Regions from separate parts of the Mus musculus genome. Here region 2 is linked to region 1. Evidence: chromatin loops called from intact Hi-C (ENCODE). Cell type or tissue: left cerebral cortex. All regions are shown on one strand. Each heading gives the region's core, and the rest is flanking DNA. Links, peaks and the distances in the headings are about the cores only.

Region 1 (12,621 bases), core at 6,247-8,746:
TGAGGATGGCTGAAGAAGGGGTAGGTCCAGAATGGCCACTGATCTAGTCAAGACTAGTCTGGAAGGGTCAGAGAGTGAGTAGAGCTCTAGGGGAAGTATTAGCAGACAGCATGGGGCTAGATTACAGGTGTGATGCACTAGACAGAGGGTGTGCATGGTCAGGCTAAATCTATGGGGTGAGGCCAGAGAAAACACTGAAAGTATTCAGAGTATTCCTAGTGTCGAGAGTGTGGAAGCCTAGGGTGCTAATGGCATTTGGGAGCCCAGGTTTCGAGGGATCCAAGAGGCTGGTTTGAATATACTGCACAGTGAGGCTGCTAGAAGTTAGAGTTGGAGAAAGAGTCTGACTGTGTTGAGGGTGCCTGCAGGGCAGACCCACAAGGAGATATCTAAGCATCACAGGCTCAAGTGCTTGCCTTCCTGTCTTATGTCTTATGAGATGACAATGTTCTCTCAAGAGCACATGGCACGAGATCCACTTTCTCTTTTGGGTGGCAAACTGAAGCAAAACATGCCCAGCACCTGAGCTCTAGGCTATGGCAGTCTAGCCAGCCACACTAATTGGGTGGGTGGCTATGGGTGCCTTTGGAGTAGTCCCATCATGCAGATACACCCTGTGCTGGCTAGTGTTGTATCAACTTGACACAAGCTAGAATCTTCTAGAAGGAGGGAACCTCTACTGAGAAAACACCTCCATAAGATCAGACTCTAGTAAGCCTATAGGGCATTTTCTTTATGACTGATTGGTGAGGGAGGGCTGAGCCCATTGTGTGTAGTACCACTCCTGGGCTGGTGTACCTGGGTTCTATAATAAAGCAGGCTGAGAGAGATAGTAAGCTGTCCTTCCCTCCCCCAGTAGCCTTTGCATCAGCTCCTGCCTCCAGGTTCCTGCCTTGTTTGAGTTCCTGCCCTGACTTCCTTCAGTGATGGATTACAATATGGAAGTGTAAGCCAAATAAATTCTTTCCTCCAACTTTCTTTGCTTATGGTGTTTCACCATACCAATAGTTCCTCTTCTGGATGCTTCTAGATGCTACTTTGTGCAGTTGGCCCAGGCTGTACAGGTGAGCTGCAGAACACTTCACAGCAGGCAGCTGCTGCTTGAAGATGCTCCATGTGTACAGGTTCCACACAAAGGACCAGAGAATATAGCAGGGACTCTAGCCTTGGAAGACTCCTCATATCTGGAGGAAAAGGAAGGCTGAGTCACCTAGGACAGAGGCTGCCAGGCACAAAGTGTGGGAGGTGAGTATCAGGGGAAAAGCGGGCTCCAGAAGAAGACACTGTCCGACTGACTGTCAGAGAGAGCAGGAAAGCCCAACCAGCATGTACAAAAGTAGAGCCCATGTAAGTCTCAGCCACAGAACCTGTGCAAAGTAGAGTGCCTGTGACTCTTAGTTATTGATGCTTTACCAACTTCAGATAAGGAGTATCTGCCTACTGCTAGGTGTTTTGTGCAGACCTGCAAAAGCAAATGTAATATATTATGGTTCCTCCCTTCCAGGCATCCTGGTTTAATGGAGAGACAGCTCTCACATGACCTTCCTACAGCATGCATGTATGGTTTTCATGTGGGTAGTGGGTAGGGCCTAGGACCCTCAGCAGCAGCAGCAGCAGCAGCCCAGCAAGGGCCACAAAGCCTTAGGTGACTGGAGACCTGGAGGCAGAGACAGAGTCAAGAACACATCTCCCAGTGAGAGGGAACCAGAGAGACAGGAGGCCAGTGCACGCTCTCATGGGTAGGCAGTAGTGAGACAGTATGGACCCAGAAGAGCATGGCACATGTTAAGAAAATGACCCATAAGTGTGTTGTCTTAGCAGCAGCTCATTTAGCAGCTGTTACATGCAGTGCTGGCAGTGCTGAGAGGAAATAGGCAATAGTAACGGTTGCAGAAAAGAGAAGAAAATGCAGTCAGTGATAACTCCGCGCTCACCACATCCAGTTCCAACCTACAGTACTGAGGTTCTCGGAAGAAAAGAGGGGAGCTTGAGCATGGAGACAGGTAGGTTTGCTAGTCTGCTGGGTGAGCACAGGCCCTAGGTGACTGGAGAGCTGGAGGCATCGAGAACAGTCAGAGCCCCCTTGGAACTAGTGCTCAGAAGACAGCTGTTTCTATGTGAGAGGGCATACACAGACTCTTGGCCTTGGGATGCTAGAGTCATGTATAGACTGTAGAGGGCTCTGAACATCCACATGACTGTAGAGGGTTCTCATCTCTAACAGGTAGCAGGAACCAGTGAAGCGCTGGGGGCTGCCTTGCAGTCTGATGATCTTCCACCCTGCTAATAGCAGGACAGTAAATGCAGAAGCCAGGGAAGGCTTGAGGAATGTGGGCCCTGAATCTAGGTGGCCAGAACAGACAGGTGAGCAGAGGTTTTTCTGAGATTCGGAATCTGGATAGCTCCAATACAATTCCACTCTGCACCATTTGGGCCTCTGAGACACCTCCTTCCTATTGTCACCTGTCCCAGGACAGCTTAGGGACAAATCCTATGAAAGCAGTTGCCTTAGTTAAGTTTTTTTACAGCTGTGAACAGACAACCATGACCAAGGCAACTTTTATAAGGACAACATATATTTGGGGCTGGCTACCAGGTTCAGATATTCAGTCCATTGTCATCAAGATGGGAACACAGCAGCACCTAGGCAGGCATGGTGCAGAAAGAACTGAGAATTCTATATCTTCATCTGGAGGCTACTATCAGAATACTGGCTTCCAGGCAGCTAGGACAAGGATCTTAAGCCATGCCCACAGTGACACACCTACTCCAACAAGACCACACCTACTCCAACAAGGCTACACCTCCAAATAGTGCCACTCCCTGGGCCAAGCATATACACATCACAGCGGTGCTGTCCTTCGATTACAGACCAGACTACCTCAGAGTCTGTGCAGGTTCAACTGCTTTGGCTGCTGTGGTTGGGGTGGGGCCTCTACTTTGTGCTTTATGGCTCCCTCAAGGCTGAGGTAGGCTTGTTCTCTTCACCAGGGTACTTTTACTGGTACATAGAGCCAGTACCCACACACACCACATTCATAGGTGGGTGCATACTCAGATGGAGGGCACATCATAGAAAGCAAGAACTGGTGTCCTTGGGTCTAGAATGATGCAGGTGCTAATAATGAGTTGGGAAGACAGAGAGGAACAGAATAGACAATCTGATCATGCATCATTTCCTGTTGTTACAATCACATGAATTCTGAAAATGACGTTTAATGTGGGACTCAGAGGCTCGCAGGACCATTAGGAGAGATGCAAGACAGGAAGTCAAGTGAGATAATAGGTCATAGATCAGGAGGGATAGCAACCCGGAAGACCTCAGCCTCAAGCACTGAGGCTGGTAGCTCTTGGGGAATGTGCCAGACATCTCAAAATTCTCTGAGCTCAACCAGCCACTAGGTCGGCTTCAGGGTACCAGGCTACGGCCCTTAAGAGTGGGCTTCTCCCTGCTGCTAGAGTCGGCTTCAGGCTGCTAGGCCAGAGCCCTGAAAAGTGAGGCTTCTCTGCAGTGGTCCAGGCCTTACAGTATTTCTCTGTAAGATACTGGGAACTTCTGACTAGGAGCTTGGCTCTGGAGTTGAAGTAGGCCTGCCTGCTGTGTGCCAGTCCCTGTCAGGTCAGTCCCATTCCATCATACAGAGGGCCTTTCTGTGTAAATCAGCTATGCTGTCTTAGACCTAGGGTTTCTTCACTAATCAGCCAATGCCAGTGGTTTACCGCTCTCCATAGCTCCATAAGAGCCATGCTCCCATGGCTTCTTGTGGTAGAGCATCAGCATCTGTAGCTCAGCCAACCTGAAGAGTATGACCTCCATCCAAAACACCAAGACACCCTCTACACCAGGGCTCCCAATGCCCTGTACTTCCAACAACATTCCTAGCACTTGACTTCCTTTAGAATAGACTTCACACATGAGAACAGTCAAAGCCACTGTAGGGCCAGACACAGTGTGACAGCCACTGTGAGCTGCTCCACAGGGGCCATGGCCACGGCTAGTGTCCTCTATTAGGACCCTCAGAACCATATACCACATGCATCCCTGGGTTCTTGCAACATAAGCTGGCCAAATACACTGGTCTTTGTGGAGGACAGCACTTCCTCCTGTAGCTTTGGTGCATCTCCCAACAGTGACAGGGGAAAGTTCTGGCATGTTTTCATGTGTCCTGAGAAGTACTGTCCTGGGGTCTTCATGCAAGAGAAAGCTAACCCTAGGCTGCATCATGGAGAAGCCCAGATGCCACCCTAAGAATGCCTCTGGACCTCTGACTTGAGGGTAGGTGGACAATATCTACTCAAGAAGTTGTCACATTTCCTGGGGTCCCAGGAGTAGAGGGACTAGGCACAAGACTAAGGCTCTGTCTTCACCCTGTCATACTCAGCATTTTTCAGCAAACACTTAAAGTTTCCACATCTATACTGGGACTTGCTCACTGAGAACCTCAGCTTTGTGGAAGAAGCTGAGCAGGACACGTGTTTCTTGACCTGGGCATAGCTGGCTTTGCCTTGGGTTTTGAGCTTGTCACTAGGACTAAAGCAGACCTCAAAAACCAGGCCCATGTGGATGGCACGGTCCCTCAGAGCAGCAATATGACCTTGGTTAGAGAGATCCCTCTAGTTAGTGTCAGAGGGCTGAGTTATAGAAGTAGACCAGATTAGAGTCTGATAAACCAGTGAAGATGGACAGCTTTCCCAGGTGGCAAATGACCAAGATTCCAGAGAGAAGGGAATGGGGTTAGGAAGGGCCCTTTCTTGAGGAGGCCAGAAAAAGGAACCTGGTCCCCTGAAACTGTAGTTACGGGTGGTTGTGAGAAGCCATGTGAGTGTTGGAAACCAAACCCGGGTCCTCTGGAAGAGCAGCAAGCTCTCTTAGCCTCTGAAACATCTCTTCAGCCCCAACTGAGGGCCTTTCTTCAGTTGCCTCAGACCACGACTACAGAGACTACTGTGGGACATCTGTCCCAATATAGTCACCCTCAGACATTGAAGACCACAGTTACCTGCTCTTTCACACATGGGGGGGAGGGGGGATATACAAGTACACATACAGTTCCTCCCTCTCATCCCAATTAGCCCTGTGCCTCTTACCAGGCTATAGTTCTCGGAGGGATGGGCATCTGAAGACCAGACTGACAATGATCCCAAGTGGCATGTTAATCAATAGTGGATCCCTGGGTCCCATTTACCCAGGTTGAGTGGCACATGGTCGATAGCAGCCAGTTAACCCAGTCCCTTGCAGCCTGCCTGTCTGAACAGTGCCTGCGCCCTGGCCACAGAATGGAACAGAAGCCGCCTTTGAGCAGCTGGGCAGGACGTGACGGAGATGAATGGCTAGTGGTTGTGGAATCTCGTTGCTGCTGCTATAATAAAAAGCCTGCTCCAAGGTCCCCACCAATGTTTCCTTGAAATTAAATATGAGGAGGACAGATAATAGCCAGATTCCATACCAGGCCAATACTATCAGATTGATGTCAGCAGTGATAATAGGAGAAGGATAAGTTGATGAGATCCCATTTATTAAATAAAGTGAGAGAGACAAAGGATGGGGGCTGCATGTGAGCAGGTGTACAGTGAGCACCTCATGAGAGGCAGCTGGGGAAGGAGGAGCACCCTGGATTTGCTGCAGGGACTCCTCTTGCCTGCTGAGGCTGCAGTGTAGGTGACAGCAGGGGAAGATGCTATCCCCATAGTGATGTTGGCATGGGAGCAGGGGAGATCCTGCCCCTCTGGCCTCCTATTGTCTCCACCTTGTCATGTTCCTTGCTTTACCACCGACTTTGCCTTCCCTTGTGTGGAGCCTTCCCTACAACACCCTTCCCAAGTGGAGTCAGCAAGTTTCCAGGCCATGGAGAAGCCCTGGTATAAGCCTGTGTTTTGTTTCTTTCCCATACCCCTGATTGTCTTTTCTTTTGAATTTTGTGGCATTTTCTAAAAGTTAAGTGTCTTTAAACACGGGCTGTGGAAATGGACACCCAGGCTCTTCTTGTCATGCCCGTGTCTTACTACTGCATGAATTGAGAAAACCACTTAGGCTTTTTGAGACTCGTCCCTGTGTGCAGAGTGAGACAGCAATGCCTATCTCACAAAGCTGCTGTTTGTATTCTGGGGGACATGATACAGTGTTAGTAATATATGTTGTCAGGGACACAGTAGGCTCTAGCACAGTCAAGTTAATCAAAATAGCAAAGATTTTACCTACATGCTCTCCCATACGTGTCTGAGCTTTCTTCCTAGGCTGTTTACTTGGATTATACATCCTCTTTGCCTTCTCCTTTCCCCATGCTGTTCTTCACCCCAGCTGTCTCCCAGGGTGTGGGCTACTTAGGGAGCAAGGTGTCTCTTTGTAGAGCTGCTCATGGAATACTTACCCCTCTCTTGACCACAGTCAGTTTACCTCTAAATGTAGATGGTGTTTGACTTCCTTGAGGTTACCATTACTATAACCATTACTGACTCACGATGATCACAAGCAACTTGGAGAAGAAAGGGCTTCTTTGGCTTACACTTCCACATCACTGTTTATCACAGAAGGAAGTCAGGGCAAGAACCTGGAGGCAGAAGCTAATGGACTGCTTGCTGCTTATTGGCTTGCTCAGCCTACTTTCCCATAGAACCCAGCCCAGGGGTGACACCACCTACAGTGAGCTGGGCCCTTTCACATCAGTCATCAAGCAAGAAAATGTACAACAGGTTTGCCCACAGTGGGGGTATTTCCTAAGTTACAATCCCCTCTTCCAAAACAACTCTAGCTTGTGTCAAATTGACATAAAACTAGTTACTGTCTTACAAGGTTGGGCTCAGAGACATTGCTGAGCCTGGTATCCATCCTGGTGCATGCACAGTAGCTGTTTGGTAGCCCAGAAGCTAGTGCCGAGGACGTTCTGAACCTTGGTACCCCGCTGCCATCCTCCACTCCACCACTGTCACTCTGCCTCCTGTGTTTTCTTGTGCTGCCACTCAAGGCCACCAAAGTGCAAGGTATGTGCAGTTCCTGGCCCTCTCACCCAGTGCAGTGGAGGAGCTGCCAATACTCCTGGTAGTCCCCTGCACTTCTTAGCTGATAAAGTGTAGCACAGCCTTCACCTCTGTCCTCAGAGCACAAACGTCTCATGTGTCTGTCCCTGTCCTTTTTCTTCTCATGAGAGTGTGAACTAGATTACCACTGGGTTTGGCTCATTCTACTTCTCTGTTACCTGTCTTTACTAAGTGTATCCATAGCCACACTGTGTCCAAATACGGTCATGTTCCAAGGCCCAGGAAGGATGTAATCAGTGGAGGAAATGCCAAGCCTCTCACTTCTTGGTGTGCTTATTCCTGATCCCCTTTGAGCACCAGTTTCTATCTTGGCAGACACGTGGGCTCCAGGTTGATGTAAACTAAGCAGAAATATAGATGTGCACCTCAGAAATGGAAAACCTGACCTGCTTCTGGTATGTTAAGGTGATGTGTGATCTGGGTGAGGGCTGTGGCCCTGGGGATCTGACTTTTGAGCCATGTGCTATAAGACGTCGCATTTACTGAGTGTGTGTTGAGACCATTGCCCTCGTCCGCTGAGCAGCACATCTACAACCACCTAATTCACAAGAGTATTCTTACCCGTTGGAGCTGTTTTGTAACAGGTCACCTTGAATGGGGTAAAGCCATCCAACACCTGCTTACAACTGGTTTGACCTGACTAGCCCTACCCTATTTCAGAGAAAGATTCACTTCAGGAGCTATGTCTCTCCTCAGATTCTTCTGTGCACAACAGATAAAACTGTTGACATTTGCCTGCCTGTGTGTACTCCTACTGTGCTGAAGTCCCTGTGGAAAGGGATCGTGGCCTCAGCAGTAGCAATGCTGTGCAAGAGATAGATTTCACACAGCCCAGTTTCTCCCTGCCTAGGAACCCACTATGTCTTCTCTGAAATTTTCTCTCAGCTCCCAGGCCCTCTTATCAGAGAACAGTCATCAGTGAGGTGGGCAACCCTAGGAGCCATGAGAAAAGAGGCTAGTCATGAGGCCACTCTCTACTCACTTGCAGCTCAGTCTGTATCAGCAGCTCTGTCGTACATGTGTGGAGGGGAATGTGAGTCAGAGTCTGGCTCCCAGTGTACCTCACACTGGGCCCAGGAGCCTGCCAGGGTACTTTCTCAATAAGGCCAGTAAACCTCATACCACTTAGAGCTGAGGTAGTAGCCTCTGGTATCTGCCTGATGTCTGCAGACCATGATTATGCAGGGTTAATTCTGTGCAGGGAGGATGCCTGCACCTTCCCAGGTGTGAGACAGAGAACAGAGCCAGGAGGGGAGACAGTGGGATAGGGGTGCAAGCTAGGACTTAAGGTGATGAGGGACCACAGAGCATTGCTCATAGAGAACACTTGTCTGAGACATGAAGCCACTGAGAACTCTGTCTTCCAAGGCCATACAACTCCAAAAGGCCCATGAATTGTCAAGCTCTTGGGAAGTTACAAAGGAAATAATGCCACAGTACCCACAGGTCCTCTCTCTGTACATCAGGTAGAACCTGCCAAGGGGGTCTCCAAAGGATCGGGAGAAGGGCAACTCTCCCTCATATATCTGAAGATGTGATGTAAATAAATGGAAAGGCAAAGACCCCAGATGACCTCACTGGAGCTTGTTGGAAGGAAGCCCCCTTGAGCAGCATTGGGCACAACTATGAGATTTGGGGGGCTTCTGTCCTGTATATGGGTTTTCTCTCCTGTGGCCTGGCAGCTTGCCATAGCACCCCAGCCACCCTGCCTACTTCTGTTGCAAACCTTCTATCTTGTTCAGACCTCCATTGATTCTTATTGTTCCAGCTAAATATGGGTTCTTCACTCCTAAACTGGCACATGTCTTAGGGATTGACCTATGACCAAGATCTGCTAAAGATGAACTGGGTGAGTGAGGTTTCTAGGAAGTCAGGCCTAATTAAATGAGGCACCGAGCCTAAAGAGGAGATACTCCATGATGGTTGTGGTCCAAGGCTGGTTCAGGAAGAAGGATGGACCCCAGGCAGCATCATGAAGCAAATGGCAGTGGTCAAAAGTGCCCATTCAGACCCCTGGGCTGGGCATAAGGCATTGCAGACTTACATCCTAAGCCCCTCATTACTTTGCTGCTGGTTCTCCTTAACTGATGACTTTCACTTGGTTGAATTATCTTGATAACAGCACTCTCCCCTCTGGTGTCTGCTGCATGGCTGACACTCTCAATTCAGAGGTGCTGGGCAGGAGAACAGCAAGCTGGCCTGGAACACAGCTTGCAGAATACCCATCCTTTTTATTGCCAAAGAATGTGAGGAATGGCTCACTGCAGCTTTATAACTGTCAGGTGTCACTACAAGTTCACCACAGCTGTTACAAACATGGGGGAGCTTTGGCGAAAACCCATCTGGAAAGCTGATGGGTAGATGGCACCACCACAATGTCAATAAATATGCCCTCCCCATACACTGGCTCTGTGGTGTAACTTCTCCATACCACAGTTTTCTCATGGGGAGAAGGAGGTAGGGAAGAATAAATACCATGCACCCACAGAGTGGGGAGAGGTAATAGGGGGATGTTTTCGCCAGTGTGCTGCTGTGTGAGCTACTGGGGTGGGGTGCAGGAGAGTAAGTGTGCAGAGGACCCTGAGTAAAGGTGTTAAAGGTTGAGTGTAAAAGAATGGGTGCGGGGAGTGTGTAGATGTGGGAGGGGTGTGAGTGAGTGCATGCAAGTGGGGGGACTCTGGGATCATAGGAGAATGGGTGTGTGAGGGGGTGTGGGAGTGTGCGTAAGGTGCGTGAAAGTATGTGTAGCTATGTGTGTGTGAGTTGTGGGAGCACTGGATATGTGACAGTGGGGGAGGCAGGGGAAGAGAGCTTACGTGGAACAAAAAGGCATCTGGTAGTGGTCCTGTCAAAGGTGGCCCCAGGGATCTGGGAGGGACACCTGTAACTGTGTAATCTGTTGTTTACTTTTTTATCACTTGTTTTGCATCATAATAGTAGAAAGTCAGCATATTCATTTGTTGTACATTCTGAAACTCTTTTGATAAAAGAAGAAAGAAAATATAGTAAAATGCCTCAACACATCACTACAAACTATCTCTAAGATGTGTATTTTTGTTTTTTTGGATATCTCTGTAGGTTTTTCTGTGTCACAGTAGTAAAATTAGAACAAGGATTTGGGAGGAAGTGGCATTCCTGTCTCACATGGCTGTGGTACCAGGTCAACAATGCACTGAAAACCCCTTGGACAGAGCCTGACCCAGCTGCCACCAGGCCCCTCACCCTTCCTGGTGACACTGGGGACTCATGGCAGCAGCCAGTCAGCATACAGCCCTATACCCCAGCCCATTCAGTATTGGCCACTGGCCAGAAGACCAGACCCTGCACTCCTCACTTGTGGAGTGAGCTGGCACATGGATAGACATCCAGAGCTTATCTAGTGTCTTTCTGGGTGTTGAGTGTGAGTTCTTGCCTCTCATGCCTTCTAATACCAGCCATCTGTTCTTATCGTCCCCCAGGCCCCGCAGAGTGGAGCCTGTGTGCTCTGGCCTACAAGCCCAGATCCTCCGCTGTTACCGGGACCATCTGCATGAAGTGCTTCTGTGCTCGGACCTGGTCAAGGCATACCAGCACTGTGTGAGCACTGCCCGCAAGGTGAGGCCACCTGCCTTAGTGTGTATGCCTGGGCCCCTGCATTTAGACGTCCCATCCTCAACCTTGCTCAGAACCATTTCTCACCACTTTTGGGACCCCAAACATGTCCGTGGGAGTAGTATCTCCTGTGCTCCTCTTCCTGGCTAGGCTTATGTAATCTGTCCACCTTCCTGGAACAAGTAGCAAACTTCTCACCTTTCAGCAGAGGGGCTGAGAAAAGGACTATCCAGTTATACCCCTAGCCTTCCTTGACAGAAACAGCTTTAAGCCTTGTTCCATCCACCCTGTGTCGGTGGCCATTTTCAGTCCCTGTGCCCCCTTAGTGTATCCCACCAGTGTACCTTCATTGCACTGAGTAAAAACCTGGAAAAGGTGTACTGATGATATTGGACAGACTGCAGGAAGTTCCAGTGTGTCTCTGTCACTACACATGCCTAAAAGAGGCTTGTGACTTTTCAGGCTCTCCTTCCTGGCCCCACACCTAAAGCTCCTGGAAACATCAGAGGCCAGCTGGGCCCTCAAGCCACCTCTAAACCATGCATGCAGTCTGGCACAGTGTGGGCCTCAGCACCCAGACTCACAGGGCACCCTGTGACCAAGATGTCCTACTGGAAAAACTTGGTGCCCTCTGCCAGCTGCACAGAACATGGTCCCTGGCAGAAGTGAGATAGGAATGAAGAATCCTCAGGAAAGATGTGCTTCCAAAAGCAGTTAGATGGCAGAAGCATTCCTGTCCAGCTCAGGACACCTGAGGGCTTTCCTCTAGGTATAGAGCTATAAACCTGCCTGGAGGTATGCAGAGCTCCCTAGAGCAGGAACCTGATTGCATAGTTGCATTCTCCCAGTGCATCTCTTGGAAAATCCCTACTTGTTAAGCTAGAGAACAGGGAGGACCTTACTTAGGTAGAGCAGAAGTGGGCAAGGCTGCACTAGGCCAGGGTGGGGGTTAGCCATACCACTGTAAGAGCAGAGAAGGGAGCTGGGCCCCTGGGGATAAAGAGGTGGTGCTGGCTATTATTGCTGCAGAACGTGTTAAGTAAGAGCCTATGTCCTGCTCAACAGTGGGGAGAGACCCAGTCTAGGTCTCAGGCCAGCTAACTGACTCATAGCCAGTTATACTGCAGGGAAATGGCCACTATCCAGTGCAGTCTGCAGGAGCCTGGAAATCATGAGGCTGAGGTCTCTTACAGCCCGGGCCTGGGCCATCTCTGGGGATGAAGAGGGCTCAGCTGAACTCTGGCTGTTCTCTTTGAAGGGCTGAGGAGCAGCATCCTTCCTGGAGCCTTGAAGAAGGGACCGATCATAGGACCACAGACCATGGCCCCCAGGCCCTGCAGTCTCTAACTGAGCACCCATATGCCTCTGAGTGTGGGGCTGCCATGCTCGAGAAACAGTATGTGCTACTGATTGAAAACAAATAAAGCAGATGTCTTTGTTTGCAGTCATTCACTCATTGGCACCCAGTCACTTCTGTTGACTCTTTGTCCAGCCGTCTGTTGGTCACCAGTGACACAGAGCCTCACAGGACAGACTGCTTCTCTGGGGGAATACTAGGCCTGGCAGGGGATAGCATGGAAACCCATAACTACATGGCCACACAAAAGCCACCGTGGATCAAGTATGAGAGGAAAGAAGAGAAGTGGTGTTTTGGGGGGATGGTGCCAGCATCCAGAAGGACCTTCTGTTTACTCTTAGGAAGACTGGTGGGTAATTGCAGGACAGAGCAGAGCCATGAGGAGTGGGCCCCAGGTAAGGAGGAGCAAGGTGCTCTGTAGCTAAGGGGGCAGTGGGCGTGAGAAGAAAGGGAAGTTGGGAAAGGGGCATCTGGGCTGGGAAAGCCAGGCCTTGAGCAGAGGCAGTGCTGTTCAGGCACCTGGAGCCATGTCATTCTCTCACAGGAGGGGCAGACTGAGGTAGGGCCATGCCAGAGAGCACTGTGGTCTGCACTGCCCAGGAGAAGGAAGCCACCCTGCTCTTGTGGGCCAGAGCAGG
Region 2 (12,621 bases), core at 3,669-6,168, 65 kb before region 1:
TTTGTGATTACATTTAAATGTTCTTTCTTGTCCATTTTTACTCTTCTTGTCATGATTATTTTAAAATCATATTTATTAGTAGTTACATAGTTCCATTTCTTGATTTGAAACTCTGGTGCTGTCTTAAAAGCTCTTGTGTATCAGAGCTCTTAGCGATGCTACAAGCCTCTTGTTATCTCCCCTTAGGTGATTATCACTGATGGAATCCATAGCCTCACCCAGATCTGACTTCTGCCCTGGCTCTGGCTAACTGACCTTATGTCAATGAGTCACCTCTGCTGAGCTTAGAGTCCTTGTTCTTAGGGAATTGAGGGCGTGAGGTGGCCAGACCTGCCAGGATGTAGCTAGGAAACCAAGAGTTTCCTTTCCTTCTGTGCTCTTGGGTTCAGTTCATCTTATTGATAGACAATTGCTGTTGTTTACATGAAACCAAATTGCTTTCCAGGGCACAGTGGTGGCCACTGGTTCTCTTCCACCCTGAAGAGTGACAAAGCTGTTACAGAGTCACCGGGTCACCACTACCATCTGGGCATGTGTGTTGTGTCTAGAATTGGAAAGAACTTCTCTTCAACCTCATTTTTGTCTGGAACTCATGACCCTCCTGTCTCTCATTAGAATATGTGAAAACAAAAGGCAGGGAAATGGCTCTGGGCTAGGCAATATCTGACACCCTACATTTGCTCTCCTATCTGTCATTAGTGATGGTCTGTCCTTTTCCCCTTTGATAAATTGAACACTGCTTGTCTTGGGCATCTTCCCATTTACTCTGAATCCTCAGGAGTGCTGCAGCCCCAACGTCTCTCCTGTGAGTGAATCCAAGCTGAGGCCGGATGCATCTGAATGGGGAGATTTGAATTCATTTAGTGTGACTGAATGTTCTCTTGCAATCTCTCCTGCCTTGAGTTTCAATTCCCTCATATCAGTGCTTGATTCAGTCTCAGTCAGGAGATTGTTCTCTTTGATAGCAGAGGGAGTTTAGGAGTTCTTTCTTTCCATCTTGCTAACTGGCCACCTTTCACCCCAATATGAGTCCAACCCTTCCTGCTCTTATCACTCCTAATCCAATTTTAAAAGCTTCTCTCCCCCTTTCCTTTTTTTTTAAAGGCTCAACTTTCCAGGCCTCAGCTCTCCTGACCCTTTCCTTACATGCCTGGATCATTCCTTAATGTCAGTTCTATGCTTTCCTTTGGAAGCAGGTATTTCTAGAAAAGTACCTACTAAGTCAGATCTAGGAGAGGCCCCTAAGGCCTATGAAACTCATGGACTCCCTTCCTACAAACTGGTCTGTTCCACTGGGCCCTGTATCTATCTCACCCTGTGAGCTACAATCAGTGAGTGTCATGATCTTCAGGGGGTGGGGACAGCTCACAAGCTCCTCCTTCCTTTTAAGAACATTCATTTTATTTCTCAAGTGTGTTTGCTTGCATGTTTGAACTCTTGCCCTCACAGAGTGTGGTCTTCCCTCAGGGATGTTTATGACTCCAAGGGATGCTTGGTAACATCTGGAGACAGTTAAGGAGATGGTACTGTGTTCAGCTAGTAAGGGACCAAGGGCAAGGGTGTTGCTTTCCACCAGGAAGAGACCATGATGTGGAGCCATTCAGCACGAGACCAGTAATGGTGCCAGAATGGTCCAATAACCCCAGTGCAGAGCAGCTTCTAGCACCTCATCAGCCTGAGGTGTTTGGTAAAGGCTGTAGGCTTTACCAGGCGTGATGACACATGCCCATAACTGGAAACACTGAGGTAGGAGAATCACTGTCATAAGCCTTCCAAAAAACCTTCTCTGGGTAGAAGAGAATGCAGGACCCAAAAAGAGACTGACCACAGGACAATTTGCTGGAATGCACTTCGGTGATGGTCCCGTGCCTGACTTCCCTGTTAGACCTTTGCTGTCTCCTGAAACCTCTGTGTCTTACTTTGTTTGCTGCCTCATTGTAGCTCATTATTCAGGATATGCTTCACAGATATCAGCAGGGTGTGCTCAGGAAAAGCCAAGGAAGGGAGACTTCAGTCTCTGATGACAGAAAGGCTCCAGATGTGTTTAGTGTCTTCCTCTGGCCTATAGGTGTCCCTTGCTCAGGACACCATGAGGTGCCAATTCTGCCAGGACTTGGTTTGGGTTGACTAGCCAGGGGAACCTAATCCAGAGTCAGGGCTGCTGCAGTGCAGCGATAAGACCTGCTGGTTCATGCTGTTTCTGGGGCCTCTGCAGGCCTGCATCACCTCAAGCGGGCAGTGGGGGAAGGTTTCTTTCTCTCCTGTGGCCTCATTTTAGGCCAGCATGTAAGGGACCTCCTCTAACTTCCATTTGTGACATGTCTCAGTACTTGGCATTTTGCCAGGGGCTTTATCTCTAGTTGCCACAGGTCTCTTGAGTATATGCAGCTATTCCCATTGTATGGTGGAACTTGGGGCTGTGGTGCATAGAGTTGCTGAGTAGATGGTGAAAATAGAGTTTAAACGCAGCACTGGCTAGTCTGAAGTCTGTGGTTTTGCCTCCACTGTTGAACTATGATTTTTATATTGCAGTGGCAGGAATTTGAGCCATCAAAAATGGGAAGTGACCCGGCAGCCAGCAGAGTTGGATGCCTTGTTCTAATTATTCTGCATCCCTGGCCCAATCATGGCCCCTTTAGACTGCTCTCATGTCACCTGGGAAAAGTTAGTCACAGGTACATCTGGCTCATCCTTGGCATGACCCTCTTGAGATGACTGTGGGATTCCTTCCATTTGCATTGCCATTTACCATAGAAATTTATTTGCAAAATAAATTTCCTATAATTTTATCACACTCTCAAATTGGTTCAAGTGTTCACAGTGAAACAACCTTAAATAAGTTTTAAGAACTGGAACCAATCAATGGTGGCACACATCCCACCCCACCCCCCTTTTTTAAAAGAATTTTTTATTTATTTTAAGTATATGAGTACATTGTTCCTTGTCTTCAGACACATCAGAAGAGAGCTTCAGATCCCATTACAGATGGTTGTGAGCCACCAGGTAGTTGCTAGGAATTGAACTCAGGACCTCTGGAAGAGCCCCTAGTGGTACACACCTTTAATCCTAACACTCGAGAGGCAGAGTCGGGCAGATCTCTATGAGTTTGAGGCCAGTATGGTCTACAGAGTGAGTTTCAGGAGTTCCAGGACAACAGCAGGGCTGTTACATAGAGAAACCCTGTTCCAAAGGGAAAAACAAACAAAACAAACTGGATGGAGTTCATTGATTGAGAAGAAAAATGTCATGAAACCAAGTATCCAGAGCTTGTGCTGTAGACTGTGCTATAAGGAACTAGTGTCATCAGAGTTACAAGGTAGCCGGCTCTACTCAAGACTGAAGACTCCTGCAGTGCTACTGTGTGTGGGTTCTTTGTCTACAGGTGTGTGTGCTCCACTCACTGTTACTCCCAAATGGTGCCCTTTTGACAGATAATCAGGAAATGCAGAATCTAGTGGGCCTTTCCCCCACTACCCATGTCAGTCATTTCTAAACTGTTAAAAATGACCACCTTCCATCCCTGCTGCCAACATCTATTCACTGGGCCTTAACGGCCTCCTGGCCTATAGCTCTAGACTCAGTGAGTACACAGGGTGACCTTTCCTGTGCTCTGATCACAGGATACTCTTATCACATAGCTACTGCTTCACAATCCCAACCTTACCCATACTCCCACCAGCCGAACTGACCTACTTCTGGGTTCACTTGATACTTCTATAGACATCAATGTTCCTTGAGCCTTGTTGGAAGTGCCAGTCAGACTCTGTATCCTATGACTCAGGACACCTTCCCTGAATCTTCCTGGAGAAGTCCTGTGCTGGCTTCCACGTCCCAAGACTGAATGGTTTTGTTTTCCTGTCCCAAACTGCAGGCCAGGGGGGAAAAAAAAGATCTTTAAGTATCACAGCCTCAAATACCAGAATCTCAGGCAGAAAGGGGGATGGGAGGGAGTGGGGAGGGAAAAGATGGATGCCCTGTGGAAAAGTATTTACCCAGTACAGGTCCTGGGGAGATTCATGTCCTGTGTACCTTCAGCAATGGACTGGCCATTAGAGACTGCCAGGAATAGTATCTTTCTTCCTGGTTAAGCCACCTGAGGTCCACTTTGAGCACGGGAAAGCTGAGGGTGGAGCTTTCAGCTGGCCAGGGCAACACTGCCCAGCCACGGTGGCATTGTGGCATCTGAACACCGTAGGATAAGAGCCTTCTCTTATATGTTTAGAATGCCAGTGGAAAACGGGCCATATGAGGTGTGTTCAGGTTTATAGTGTTTTTAATGAGTGCTGGGCATCAGGTAAGGACTGTTGATATACTTTGTGCTGGTCTAAGCAAAGCCAATTAGTGCAAAGGCAGGCAATGATCTTCAAATCTGAAAGCCCAGATTGTAGCCTCAAGCTTAGGGTGGTTCAAGTTACTTACCCAAGTCACGGGGTATGTGAAAGGCCTTCTTAGAAGCAGCACACTGTGTTTTGTTTCTGTCTGAGATGATCGGGAGTATTATAAGTTCCTCTACTATCACACACACACTCTCCCTAAGGAATACTTCCTGAAAACCTGTAGGCGCCTGTGCTTCCTGTAGCTCCCGGGAGGAATGTAGGTCACTTCATTGTCGCTTGTTAAAACGGTCAGCTTTGGCAAGTATCTTTGCTGTTCTAATGGCATCTAATGAGAACACCAGCTTCTGGCAAAATAAGAGGCTAGAATGTAGAATCTGCTAATTTGCTGGTGCTTCTTGGATATCAGCCAGTGACTTTGCCTGTCTAGAATAAAGACTGATATTTACTGCACTCCTGTGTGTGGCAGACACTGTGCAAGCATTTCATAAGTATTAGCTCTTGCAGCCTGCAGCTCAGGAAATACTCAAGAAATGCCTGTTGTATGAACTTAGTGAGCAAGGCAGGGTCTTCCCTGTCCCTGTGCTGAGGCTGTGCTGAGAGGGGAGGGACTAGGAAAGAGGCCTGGCTTATTCAGAGAATCCAGGAAAGAACTAGTGTAAAGGGTATTGCCTCCAGTAAGAAGAAGCCGAGTCAGTCCAAACCTCCAGGGATGTTTGCCTGTTCCTGTGAACTGTGAGGTAACAGAGCAGCCTGCCAGCACTATGACAGTGTTCAGTATCATTTCTATTTTGTGACATTTTAAAAAAGTGGTGAAGTATAATTGTTAACATTTTATGTTTTATCAACTATGTTTTGTGGAAAATATCTCACTTTCCTCCTGAGGATATGATCATAAGCAGCACATCACCTTAGCACCCAGTGTGTATATCCTCTGGCCAGCCCTATCTATCAGTGGACTCCCAGCCAACTCTAATGGATACTGCATTAGGATGCACAGATTCCTTGTTTGTATCGGACAGACTCATACATGTAAATAATTGAAATTATGAGGCAAGTCTGGGGGGAAAAAACACCCCGTATCAGTAACATCTGAAGAGGTTGACAACAGTCAGGGGACGAGACAGACCGAAGATTATGAACAGAATGAAAGAAAAGGGTTTATGCAGATGGTGGCCTCCGAGGGTGCTGACAGGAGACTCTTCCAGGTTGTGAATACTGGGAGTCTCTGGGGTGTGAATCATCAACTGCTAACAGACTCTCAGGCCTCTGCTAAAACAAGGGCAGCAAGAATACAAAGGTATGAACCTGTTTATTTTTCACAAAGAAGTGCAGGAAGAATAGCCATGAACTGACAAGGCTGAGGAGGAGTAAGAGGAAGATGGGGGGTAGGGGTGGGACGGGGGGGGGTTGCTTGTCTGATAAGAGACTTTATGTGCATTTGAATTTTAAACCATATTGTTTTCTTTACATAAAAATTATGTCAGCAGTTAATAACACCCCCCCATACTCCCAACAGGTAATCCTGACTAAACTCAAGGACATACACATACATACCCACACATACACACATACATGACATTAAAGTAGGGGTACTTGTTAGAAAGTAGGGTTTCAGCAGAAGGTACAGTGAGATTAATAGAGGGTGAAAATGAAATTCATATGTATGTGCATATGTGTGAAATTATCAATGAGTAAAAAAATAAATTAAAATTATATCAATAGCTGATTGTAGTTGCACACACCTGCAACCCTAGCCCTTGAAAAGCTGAGCTAGGAGAATATATAAGATCTAGGCTAGCCTGGGCTAAGTAGTGAGACTAACAAAACATAGATCAACAAAGAGAGGGGAAGTAAGTTTAAACAGAAATAAATCTCTTCCTGTGTTTCAAGGACACACCATGACCCTGTGAAAGGAACATCACTAGGCTTTTGGTCAAGGCAAGATGACTAGACTAATTTCTCCCCGTTCTTTTTTTCCAAGAACAACTATGAACCCTGCAAGTGTTTCTGGGCAGCCAAAGCAGTGCTCTGAAAGAGATGGAGCAGTTCTGGCTAACTAGAGACCCAAGACGTAGCGTGGGTGTCTGAGGCCCAGCATCTCCCAGCCCTGGTATAGTATCACATGTCAGGCTCCTGTGCTCCTTTGGGTTGAGAGGAGGTGGGCCCAATAGCAACAATAAGAGATGGGGCAGAAGACATTAAGTGGCAGGAGCAGCACTCCATCCTACAGAGCAGACATCTCCTGTCCCCAGGTGGTAATCTAGGGGCTGAGAATGCTTTGCCCTATGAATCAGACTCCATTCTCCACTCGGGCTGATAACTGGCCCACATCAGCAGGAGACATGACACCACAACAGTATCCAGGAACCACTCCCTTCCCCTACCTGGAACCACTTGGAGCTGTGGCACTGGTGGGGTCCCCTTCAACACCCACTAACAGAGAAGCATTCTGCCCTGCACAGGGACATGCTTTCACCTTTAGGGTCAGCAGGAAACCCACTGCCCTCAGATGGCTGAGACAAACCCAAAGAGTGCAGGGTTGCCTCTGATTCCAGAAGCTGAACATGAAACCAAAGAAGTCCTCACCTGAAAATGAAAATGAATACAAAATAAATTATGTATTTTCCACAGCATTGTGACAAAATACTTGAGATTTATCTTGGCTTACAGTTTTAGGTATTACATTCCATCATGGGGTGTTGGTGGCTGGATAGGTACATTCTGGTGGTGGGAGCTGAGGGGGAAGTTTCTTCAAAGACTTATCCCTAGTGAATCACCTCTACTTTGTTATTTGAAACACACAACAAAACAAGAAGCTGACATCTGTAACACTAAAACATCGTATGGGATAGGGGTGGGTAGAGGAAGGTCTGAGTATGAGGCTGGGAGCAATACTGATAAGAGGCTAGCCACTGGGAGGCACTGCCTAGGACACCTACCATGCTACAGGATGCAGGGTCCAAGAGCACCACCAGGCTACAGCCCTCCTAGAAGACAAGTCTGGAAGGAGCTTGGAGACAGTAATGGCTTGAGTCTGCACAGGGGTAATGGGACCCAGTCACTGAACTATTGCCACAGTTGAAGGCCTAGGTTAGAGGGGGGTCTTGCCCTCATCCTGGCATTTCTCTTCAGATGGGAGATAGACTTACCTAGGGGACTGAGATGTAAGGATCCTAGGCTAAAGACTAAGTGTACAGGGAGGGAGCAGAAGAACCATTAAGTACTCAGCTATGACGCCAATCTACAATCTTCTATTCAACCAAATTGTTAATTGAATGTGAGAACAGAAACAGTTCAAAATTTTTATATCCTGGCACCTTGATTAGGAGGATACAGAAACTGTACTGAGGACAAACAAGAACTCTGGAAAGGTTCTGTAGCAGGAGCTGCTAAAGAGATGCTCAGACAAGTGCCAGGCTGCAGGCAGAGAGCTGCCCTGGGCTCTGAAGCAGGAACACTGCTGGCCAAGGCCAGAGAGCTAGGTGGCTGCAGAACAACAGAGAGCTGCTTGAGAGAACTGAAGAAGCTAAGCTAGGTTTGAAGAAAATAGATCTTTAAATGAGGGGATTTTCATTGTGGGGGAAAGGATGCAATTATGGCACAGAGTGGATCAGCAATGGACAATATGTTGTCACAATAGCAAATATCATCTTCATAGAAGTGTGCAAGCCACATTTCTGTGGGAAGAGGCATAAAGAGTGAACCCTTACTACCCGTCATAGGAAATTCATCTCTGATATTGCAAGTTGACAAATCATGAAATCGCTGTAAAAACAGCAATTTAGAGATCCAGAGTGAGTGCTGAGGAAAGGGAAATGTGTACTCTGAGCAGTAGCAGTAATGTTGGGGTGAAGCAGAGGACTGCTGGAGTTTGCTCCTACTATGTATATTGAGAGATGCTTCTGTGACCTGAAGGTGGTGATGCTCCTCCCCAAGTAGTGACTACAGAGCTCTAAGCCTCCTTCTAGTCCCTGGCCTTGTCTCCATCCTAATCGTTCTCAATTCTCATGGCTCCAGTGAGGAAAGCAGCCCTCTAGGATGGCAACCCTTAAAGTGAATGCTTGGCCCCACTGTGCCATTGCTTCAGGAGACTCCCTGGAGGATTGATGTCCCCAGAAGACATAAGGCAGATGAACCCAGGCCACACTAGGAAAGGTGATACACCTGCCTGTGACCTGGTCATCATGGATTGTCCTAGTTAGGGTTATCGTTGTTATGAAACATGATAGCCAAAAGCAAGTTGGGGAGGAAATGGTTTATCCAGCTTTTACTTCTACATTGTAGTCCATCATTAAAGGAAGCCAGGACAGGAACTCAAACAGGGAAGGAACCTGGAGGCCCAGGAGCTGTTGCAGAGACCATGGAGAGGCGCACTTACTGGCTTGCTCGTAATGGCTTGCTCAGCATGCTTTCTCATAGAAACCTGGCCAGATTTTATGGAGGCATTTTCTCAATTGAGGGTCTCTCCTTTCAGATGACTCTAGCTTGTGTCAAGTTGACATAAAACAAACTGGCACATAGATATAGAGGTGGGTCACCCTAAAGTCTAAAATGAGTGATTCTGGCCATCTCTGGAGAGTAGAGGCTTCATCTGCCTACATGCAGGCTTATCCCCTGCAGCTGGCTCTGGTATACAAGAACAGCTGACTAGCAGAAAGTAGTCCAGTCAAGGCTTACCCAGGGTGCAGCACATGTCAGTCATTCACCTTCCTCTTTCTAGCCTGTCTATTCTCCTGGCTAACTGTCCCCAGACTGTGTGCTGCGAGATGCCTGTATATATTGTCAGCTACTCAGAGTCCATGGAGGAAGTAATGCCTCGAGGAGTGGTATGCCGAAGGCAGCCCAGGCTTCCCTTTCTACAGGAGTGTCTTAGCATCACAGGCCATTGTGTTTGCCACATTTGGATTTTTTCCCAGTTGCTGTGTTTCACCAGACTCCTGGTGTTTCTATTTAAGAGTATATTTCTTACTTCTATATAAATAGGAGCAGATGTTTTGCAACCAGATATTTTGATTTGGTATCATATCCTGGACATCTCTCATTTGCAATGTGTGCAGGAGTCTGCACAGCATTTCTTCTTAGGGTGCACCATAATTCATTTACTATGCACTCCCTCCATGGTGGTTACTAGGGTCCCCCCCCCCCCGTTATAAACAGTACAGCTGTAGAATCCCTCTAATCTGTATCTCTGTGCTCTATCTGCTTTCTTAAGACAGTGTGCTCATTAACCATGCCAGAGCATATCACAGCTTCGCCTCTGGAAAAGCTACGTAGATGTGCCACGATAGCCTCAAGCACTGTGCCTGGTATAGCAGGCCTTTCATCTTGGCCAGTCTGATTGGCAAAACATCTCAGTTCTTCTTGGGATTTTTGTCAATTAATAGTGGGGCTGGGTGTGTATCCCTGAATTTATTCATCATTTATCTATGCAGTTGGTTCTGAAGTCTATGCTACCAGCTTTGGGAACACTATGACAAACACCTCATTAGAGCAATCCATTCCGAGGGACAGAGTATGAATGATGGCCTCTCCTGTGGGATGACCTGGGGTGTGACTGGCTGATAAGATGCCTGTGGTGATATATGACTAGGTCAGACAGATTCCCCAAAGGGCCTCAAATGTGACCCATGGTGGAGCTTCAGTCCTGAACAGTGTAGAATGCTACCTTTGGAGCCTCTCATGTCCCCAGCTGCCCCTTTATCTGTAGTTAGCTGCCAGACCACCTCACAGGAAGGCAGGGACCTGTCTAGGTAGAGTCTTAACTGGTTGAGTATGTCATAGCTTCTGCCCAAGTTTTCAGGTTTGCAGGGAACTGAAAGGACTGTGAAATAGCCACTCTAACAGGAGGCAGTATGGAACAGTAGAAAGTGCAAACTCCAAACACCAGCCTGGATTTGTCTCCCAGCCCTGCATCTTTTTACCTAGTGGGCATTTGTGGAGGTATATGGGTACCTCTACCCTCTGAACCAAGAATCAAGCATCCAGATGTGATGTCTCAGAGCTATTGTCAGGATAGAGGAAGAGAGTGCCAAATAACAGGAGCAAAGTGCTGTGTGATAGCTGTGGTACTAATTGAAAGTCCTTCCCTCCCCACCTGGAGGCTTGGCCTCCCTCTTTAATTTATTCTGTCATGAATGAATTTCTTTCACCAACCAGTGTTGATAATAATAATCACGACAGCTATAATTCACTCAATACCTACTGAGGCCAAGCCCCATATTAGACACATATTGTAAATGATCTTTTGTATTCCTTACAGTCATCTATAGGGAAGATAAGTTACTTCCATTTTATACAAGAACAGTTTGAATAGCACCTTGTAGGAGCCCAGATTTCCTGAGTCTGGTGCCTTCACTTAAAGCCCATGCTTCAAAGGCCACTTATGGGGACAAACAGCCCTCACCTGTAGACAGGTGTGTCAGCCATACTGTCCCCTCTACCTGTAAGCTCACATCTCCTGACACATTAGCTGCTAACAAGGTCAAACATACAAGAGGGCTGTGGGCTGTGGCTTCTGACCCCAGTCCTGTTTTATTTATGAGTTGGTAATGCTCCTTAGCTGTCTTTGCATATGCTGGGCTGTATTTGTGGATATGAAAATCGAACCTTTTAGAAAATACCTTTTCAAAGCCCCCAAACATTAGGATTATGTTTTAAAAAAAACCTCTCGGTTTTCTCAGTTCGGTGACATTTCCTGTTTGCCTTTGCACAGCCGGGAGAGCAAATATGCACTTGGGGCTGCAGATTTAGTTCCTGTTCTCAATTGCATAGTTCAGGGCTTGGATCATCTGCTGTTTGGTTTTTTAGAAGAAGCAAAATACTTGAATCTGTTACTTTTCTTTGTAACAAGTTTTTCTTTTGTCTTTTTAACTATGATGGGTACTAGATACTAATAGAGGCTAGGGAGAATCCGAGGATTTGACTCTAGCCTCCTCCAAGGCCAATGCTATGATTCCAAAAGCAGGAAGGGCTTAAAAGTAGTACAGGTGTCTCCCCCTATCCTGTAGTAGGGAACATCCAGCAATCTCTTTTGCTGGGAGAGTCTTAGAGCCTTGAATACATATTAGGCTAGGACCTTTTGTGTGCTTAATATTGGTGATTTTGGCAATAAAAGAAGAGAATTATTTTTAACTCAGCTAATAAATTGCACAGCATACACAGTGAACTATATTATCCCACAAAATCCCACTATCTACCAACATTTTGAAATTGTTCTAAAATTAGAAATTGGAATTGGTAGGAGTTGACAAACCATGAAGAAAAGCTATCCTGTGAAGGAGAGAAACTGGTGCATCTGTTGTTCTCCTGAGAATGGCCGCAGCCAGGAAAGGGAAGGGTCCGTGAGAGGGGCACAGGGATAAGAGGATAAGAGAGAGTGCATACAGCTTAGGAAGGAAGGAAGGAAGGAAGGAAGGAAGGGAGGGAGGGAGGGAGGGAGGGAGGGAGGGAGGGAGGGAGGGAGGGAGGGGGAGAGGGAGAGAGGGAGAGGGAAAGTGAAAGGGAAAAAGGGAAAGGGAAAAGGAAAAGGAAGCAAGCAAGCTGGCCATCAGTCTTCAATTCTTGCCTACTAGCAACTGGAAAACTGAATTCAAAGGATCACAGTACAGTATCCCATCTTTCATTCCCAATTTTGAAAAGTTAGTTTTGTAGTTCATCGGTGGGCTTTAAGGGCATGTTTCACACATTACTCAATGGGTTTTTTGTGGGCTGGCTCTTGGAATGTCTAGAAGAGCCTAATTCCTCATACTTGCTTACTTTGTTTCTTCAGTGTGTGGACTAGAAATACACATGGTAAGCAGCCCTGTTGTGACTGAAACTGGCTACAGGACATGCCTGGTGTCTGGGTTCAGTAGGCAGAGAGCCCATTCCCAGAAGCAACATGGCACCCTCACCCCAGGTAACACTCCACCTAGAGGGGAGGGAGAGCAAGATGGAGAGGCATGGCACAGGCAGATGGTGCCCAGGATGGTGGTCACCTGGGCTTATTGTAGCCTTGAATCCTGCATACCTTGCTTTCAGAAAGAAGCTGTTGCTTGTTTGGTTCAGATATAAAGAATGCTGAGAGTTCTTGGCTTTCTGGACTCCTTAACAGTTCCCATATCCCTTTTTTTCTTCCCTTTCTCTTCTGAGAGAACTTGTACCCCAGTTTGATAAGGTTCCAGGATGCCTCATGCTGAGCTGCACCCATTTAGAGATAGAGCACCTCAGTGGAGAGTGGTTCAGAGACATGGGTCTCAAAGCCAGTGAAATCTTGGTTTTAAAAACTGTTTTGAGTAAACAGGGT

Evidence for each region. A loop is a pair of places that touch in the nucleus more often than their neighbours do. Peaks named below come from ENCODE experiments on the same cell type or tissue, not always from the same donor. Only the 100,000 strongest peaks of a DNase experiment are listed, where the experiment ranks them.
Region 2: it touches region 1 in a loop (1.9-fold over the local background); 3 of 42 quality-filtered maps call a loop at or near these places.

The regions. Positions count from the first base shown.
Region 1 is chr6:89,382,612-89,395,232 of GRCm38, reverse strand. It overlaps Chchd6 (coiled-coil-helix-coiled-coil-helix domain containing 6), which reads left to right. Exons shown (of 8, transcript NM_025351.3): 7 at 10,494-10,629; 8 at 11,885-12,087. The coding sequence ends at 11,890. Among named protein-coding and RNA genes, the nearest start is that of Gm52910, 23 kb to the left of the region's middle. In left cerebral cortex, for the core only: no CTCF peak of the experiment used is centred there; no DNase peak of the experiment used is centred there.
Region 2 is chr6:89,445,473-89,458,093 of GRCm38, reverse strand. All of the region lies in intron 5 of Chchd6 (coiled-coil-helix-coiled-coil-helix domain containing 6), which reads left to right. It overlaps Gm46966 (a long non-coding RNA gene), which reads right to left and starts at 4,896. Exons shown (of 4, transcript XR_003956465.1): 1 at 4,420-4,896; 2 at 3,690-3,865. In left cerebral cortex, for the core only: no CTCF peak of the experiment used is centred there; a DNase peak (open chromatin) is centred at 4,665; H3K27ac peaks cover 850 bases.